Linked DNA regions of Homo sapiens: region 1 is linked to region 2. Evidence: read pairs that join two places in POLR2A ChIA-PET (ENCODE). Cell type or tissue: PC-9. All regions are shown on one strand. Links, peaks and the distances in the headings refer to the core of each region. The heading gives the core; the rest is flanking DNA. Region 1 overlaps AIG1 (androgen induced 1). Region 2 overlaps AIG1 (androgen induced 1).

Region 1 (2,919 bases), core at 315-2,814, 71 kb before region 2:
TGCTATGCTAAACAATGGAATCTGAGAGATTTGCTGGTTAGCTTCAATCTGAGTACTCATTTATTTAAGTTTTCAGAGGACAAGGATGAGGGAATGAGGAGTGTCAACAAATTATAATGCTCTCTGGCCATTGTGTTTTTCTCAGGGTTAAGGGCTATTTATTTCATCCAAGAAAATATAATTTGGCACACAGAAAAAGCAATTCAGTGACCATCTGAGTGTCTACTAATTGGTCTTAAAGCAAGCATGTAGGGCCTTCTACCAGCTACAAACCTGACAAATATGAGTAATCCACTGGAAGGACTTATGATCAACTTTCTGATTCTTCCTACAATGGACTTGGTGCATGTGCTAGACCACATCACTGAGACTTCTGTTTTCCCCCGAAATCAGCTGGCAAATGAAAGGTCTGAATTTGAATTAAATAACAACTTCTTACTCATCTTTACAGTTTGTGATATATATGAGTTCTCTTCTCCTGGCTACACAGAGGTTAAAATCTGTAGGGTCTCTGAGGGCCTTTAAAAAAACATGGTTTATGTGCAGACAATGGAAAATTAACAGACTTGTGAAGGAAGTTGAGTTATGAAGAGAATCTAACTGAAAACAATGAAAATCAATGAAGTCAAAACAGACCCAAACATTAAGAGGCATTTACTTCAGTGATAGTAGCTAATGGCACAGCTGGGTAACTGAAGAAGTATGAGCTAATACTGATCTCCTCTCCCAAGTTCAAAAGCCTGGTTGACCCAAGGACCCTACCTTTCAAGTTTGGGCTGCTTAAGAAACTGATAGACTGAATTGTGTCCTCTGCAAAATTCATATGTGGAAGCCCTAACCCCCAGAATCTCACAATGTGACTGTATTTGGAGACTGGGTTTCTCAAGAGGTGATTATATATGGTTGAATGAGGTCATTAGGGGGCCCTAATCTAATATGACTGCTATACCTTATAAAAATAGGAAGTTTAGGCAAAGACAGGCACAGAGGGATGAGTGTGTGAAGACACAGTCAGAAGGCGCTGTCTGCAAGCCAAGGGGAGAGAGGCCTCAGAAGAAACGAACCCTGTGGACAACTGCATCTCAGACTTCAGCCTCCAGAACTACGAGAAAATAAATGTTTGTTGTTTAAGCCACCGCATCTGTGGTACTGACAGCTCCAGCAAACTAATAATACAGAAACCTCTTATAATGAACTCTTTTTTTTTCTCTTAGAAGTCTGAAATAAGAGCCAAGTTTCTTTTGTGGCTAAATGCATCCTCCATCATACTCACAACCCCAACAGGAAAGGCCAACACAGCTAACATCCAGTCCCGGAGAGAGATGAGCTTCTTGAGCTGCCTCTCTTGCTCCTGGTTCCCACTTCCTCGAGTCAGAAGACTGGAAAGATCAGTCAGCACACAGATGCCAAAAAAGACAGCCTGGATAACCTGTAGGGGGACAACAGCCGGTATGAGTCATTAAGATCTGGAGACCCAAGCTGTGGAACAGCAAATGAGCTGCTGGTGTACAACATGACATCTAATAAGAAAGGATCAGAAGCATATTTTAAAGAGCTGCTCCTAGAAATAGAGAACAGACATTTACAACTTGCTTTTATACAGAAAGTTCATCTTTAAAACACCACTTCCATTTTCACTCACCTCGGGACAAGTGCAAAACATGCATGCACACACACATCTAAATAGGGCCCATCAGAAAGAAGTATCAACGATCAAACCAGCAGGGCCATTATTTTAAAGCATCATGTCTATGGTTTGTCATGGTTTCTTCTATGTCATGTCTAAATCACATCTATGGTTTCTACTAGTCAATATAACTAGTGAGTTTTAACAAATATCTAAGAAGTGAAAACAAAAGGGTGAGGACTGTCTGAATAACAAGACAATTCAGTCTAAATGTGAAAAACTTTCCTATGCTTTCATCTCTTACATTTAGATATTTTTTCTATCAAAGGAAGTGGTAGGAAGTGGGTCCTTGAGTCATAAAAAAATCGACTGAATGTAATAATTAAGGCTGATATGAAACAAGTTTCTGTTGTCAAACTTGAACTAAATGACCTTCTACTCAGGTTTTTAGTATTTATGAAATAAAATATTTCCAAAGTAATATAAACAGAGATACCCATACAATTTCTCTAACCGCCCCCCCAAAAAAACTACAGGTTATACATTCCTCAAATCAATTATGAATGGAAGCATTTAGATCAGCTATGTTTTATTTACTTGGACTATTGCAAAGGAGAACACTGCAGGCAGCATACTGTAATGCAGCTAGATAGATGATCATTCAAATTATGGAAAGGGCAGAAAATGTATCCCCTGCACACAAAGTCATACCCAATTAGCACCAAGGATAGATTCAGGAAAATTTTTCTGGCTTTTTTCCTACTGAAAATAGTTTACAGATGATATCTTTGTAAAAGACACAATTTTACTCATTGCCTCTTTAGAAAAGATAGCAAGGACCTTTTTTGGTAAATTTCCTCATTGGCAGTAGAAAGAGTCTGTGAAAGCTCTGTGGATAGGGTCCTCACAAGGGAAGAAGGATCCTAAAAAGTATTTAGTTCCATCACTTAGCATAGCACTAGAACACAGAAATTGTTAACCTAGGCTTTTTGGAGTTCATCAAATCTTACTATTATTAGTCAGTCTTAGGCAGAGTAATGTTCTGTTTCCTCATAACGTAGCCTGTCTTTAGCTTCAGTGACTTAAGGTTTACTGTCATTCTTTCTGCAGCCAGAAAAGCCAGAGTAAAAGAAGCTAAGACTGCCACAATTGAGAACGACACAATAAAAGTGTTGGCAAGAGTCATGTTTTGATAACTAGAAATAACTTAAATGACTCAGGGAATAATTTCATACTTAGAAAAATGTTCTATTTTCTATTTTTCATATATTCCTATTCATATCTTTCTATTT
Region 2 (2,919 bases), core at 129-2,628:
CAGTGAAAGTCAATCTGTAATATGTTTTGAAAATAGGCAGAATTCAGGCCAGGCGCGGTGGCTCACACCTGTAATCCCAGCACTTTGGGAGGCCAATGCAGACAGATCACTTGAGGTCAAGAGTTTGAGACCAGTGTGGCCAACATAGTAAAACCCTGTCTCTACTAAAAATACAAAAATTAGCCAGGTGTGGTGGCAGGTGCCTGTAATCCCAGCTACTCGGGAGGCTGAGACAGGAGAATTTCTTGAACCTGGGAGGCGGAGGTTGAAGTGAGCCAAGATCACCACTGCACTCGCCTGGGTGACAGAGTGAAACTCTGTCTCAAAAAAAAAACAAAGAAAATAGGCAGAATTCATATATTAAGACTGCTCTACAGGGTCCTACAATTAATCCATGTAAATGAAAAAACAATGCAACTTAGAGCAGCATTTATCAACCTTGAATGTGCATAGAAATCACCTGATGATCTTATTAAAATGCAGACTCTGATTCAGAAGCTCTGGGGTGGAGCTGGAGATGCCACATTTCTTACAGGCTCCCAGACAAAGTTGATCCTGCTGGTCCTCAGCCCGCACTTTGAGTAGGCAGGGCCTGAACAATATTCTGCCATGACATGAATGAAAAGCCAGTCTAGGAGGAATAATGGGTATGATACGGCCCTAAGAGAGGATGACTCTCAAAATGGCCAGTACTACAAACTAGAGCCAATGGGATTCCCAGATATGTTTCAATCTTTAAAAATCAAGATGTCTTACATCCATCATCAATATTTTAAGTTTTCTAAAAAATCCAGTTCATGGTTTTCAAAGAAGTTGATTCTGACTCATCTGTTAGACTCTACCATATACATATGAATAATGTTCTGGTTGATACATTTTTAAATTCCTATCATTTTGAATGTTTTTGGGAGGAGACAGGACAAGAAAAGAATACTCAATGAAAATTTGGGAAGAGAAAGCTTCCATTTACTTAAACATTTACTAAACACCTATTATACCCCAAATACTACTTTAAGACCTCAAAATACATTTGCCTTTTTCTTTTCATTTATTTATGTTGGTTTTATCCTAATTCTTCTTTATTATCTTTTGGGGCAATTATCATGTAACACACAGCATAATCATTTTGCTAGTGAATGAATCCACATCACTTGAAGAAAATTCATCAGCTGTGATATTGACTAAGAAAGTGTTAATATTTGAGTAACAGCTAGTTTAAATTTTCTTTCTTTCCAGCTTATTTCCAATTAAGTGTATTTCTTCTCCTGGCCTGACATGTTACTTAATGATAGTCTCTGAAATACTTCATAGTAAAGACCTAGTTTTTCCAAAGTTGTCCATGTCAGGCCTCTAAGCCGAAGCTCAGCCATTGTAACCCCTGTGACCTACACATATACATCCAGATGGCCTGCAGGAGCCAAGAAGTCTGGGGCAACCGAAAAACCACAAAAGAAGTAAAACAGCCAATTCCTGCCTTAACTGATTAACCAACATTACAACATTCCACCGTTGTGACTTGTCCCTGCCCTACCTTAACTGATCAACCGACCTTGTGACATTCTTCTTCTGGACAATAAGTCTTATGATCTCCCCACCATGTACCTTGTCACCCCCTTCTCTGCTAACAATAAATAACCACCTTTTACTGTAATTTTCCATTAGCTACCCAACTTCTATAAAGCAACCCCTTCCCCATCTCCCTTCGCTGACTCCTTTCTCAGACTCAGTCCGCCTGCACCCAGGTGAATTAAAAGCTTTATTGCTCACACAAAGCCTGTTTGGTGGTCTCTTCACACAGACACGCTTGACAGTCCAGTCTTTACAAATCCTCATATTGCCCACTGTTACACATATGTATGTCTCCTCCACATAATTTCATGGATGAAGTAGGAAAAAACTTGCATTTTTGTTAAAGCTAAAATTAACCAGTTATCTACTATACATAAAGGGCTAGCTGAGTCACTGCATTTATTTCATATAAGTACAAAAAGAGTTAAGTTTTTTTTCTAAGTCAGAGGCTTTAAAGCCAAGTATACTAGTTTTCTATTACTGTGGTAACCAATTACTATCAATTGAATGGCTTAAATGACACAAATTTATTATTTTACAATTCTGGAGGTCAGAAGTCCAAAATACACTACCATTAAGCTGTCAGCAGGTATGTGTTCCTGGAAACTCTAGGAGGAAAACCATTTTTTTGTCCTCTCCAGCTTCTAGACACCTCTCACACCCCTTGTCTCCTGGCTCCATCCTCCATCTTCAAACCCAGCATTGTCGTATCTCTCTCTGACTTTCTTCCAGTCACATCTTCCTCCAACAAGCTCTTGTCTTCTGTTTCCCTATTCCTTTTAAGGACCCTTGTAATTACATTGGGCCCAATGGGATAACTCAGGATAATTACCCTATTTTAAGGTCAATTGATTTGCAATCTTAATTCCATCTGCAACTTTAATTTCCCTTTGCCATGTAACCTAATGTATTCACAGGTTCCTGGCATGAGAATGTAAACATCTTTGGAGGCCCATTATTCTGCCTACCACACCAAGACAGTGTTCTTTTTCCATTTACTAACTTCAATTTTCCAAAAACACCTTAGTTCTCTTACAGTTTCTCAATACTAGGAAAAGAAACCATTGGAGAATAACAGTATAAGATTACTGGTAGCAACAATGTGTATTTCAGTTTTTGACCATAAGCTCTGAATCTACTGGAATGACCCTCATACCCAAGGAGAGAAATGAATACAGCCAGAATGGCCACTGCCACATAATCATCTGCTCCTGGATGCATAGAGCCTGAGATTCCTGACTCAGATCCTGGTAAACTGAAGCCATGGAATATGGAATCCAACTGTGGCTATCAGGATAAATGATTCCTGCAATCCAAGTTGGCTAGAAAAAAGGGCCTTCACATTACAAT

What was found. Peaks named below come from ENCODE experiments on the same cell type or tissue, not always from the same donor. Only the 100,000 strongest peaks of a DNase experiment are listed, where the experiment ranks them.
Region 1: POLR2A ChIA-PET joins it to region 2 with 9 read pairs; 3 of 35 experiments call an interaction of 5 or more read pairs at or near these places.

The regions. Positions count from the first base shown.
Region 1 is chr6:143,135,345-143,138,263 of GRCh38, reverse strand. AIG1 (androgen induced 1) reads right to left here. Exons shown (of 6, transcript NM_016108.4): 2 at 1,274-1,429. All of the region lies in intron 1 of LOC124901416 (a long non-coding RNA gene), which reads left to right. Among named protein-coding and RNA genes, the nearest start is that of AIG1, 76 kb to the right of the region's middle. In PC-9, for the core only: no CTCF peak of the experiment used is centred there; no DNase peak of the experiment used is centred there.
Region 2 is chr6:143,063,700-143,066,618 of GRCh38, reverse strand. All of the region lies in intron 1 of AIG1 (androgen induced 1), which reads right to left. Among named protein-coding and RNA genes, the nearest start is that of AIG1, 4.3 kb to the right of the region's middle. In PC-9, for the core only: no CTCF peak of the experiment used is centred there; a DNase peak (open chromatin) is centred at 1,498; H3K4me3 peaks cover 820 bases; H3K27ac peaks cover 1,495 bases.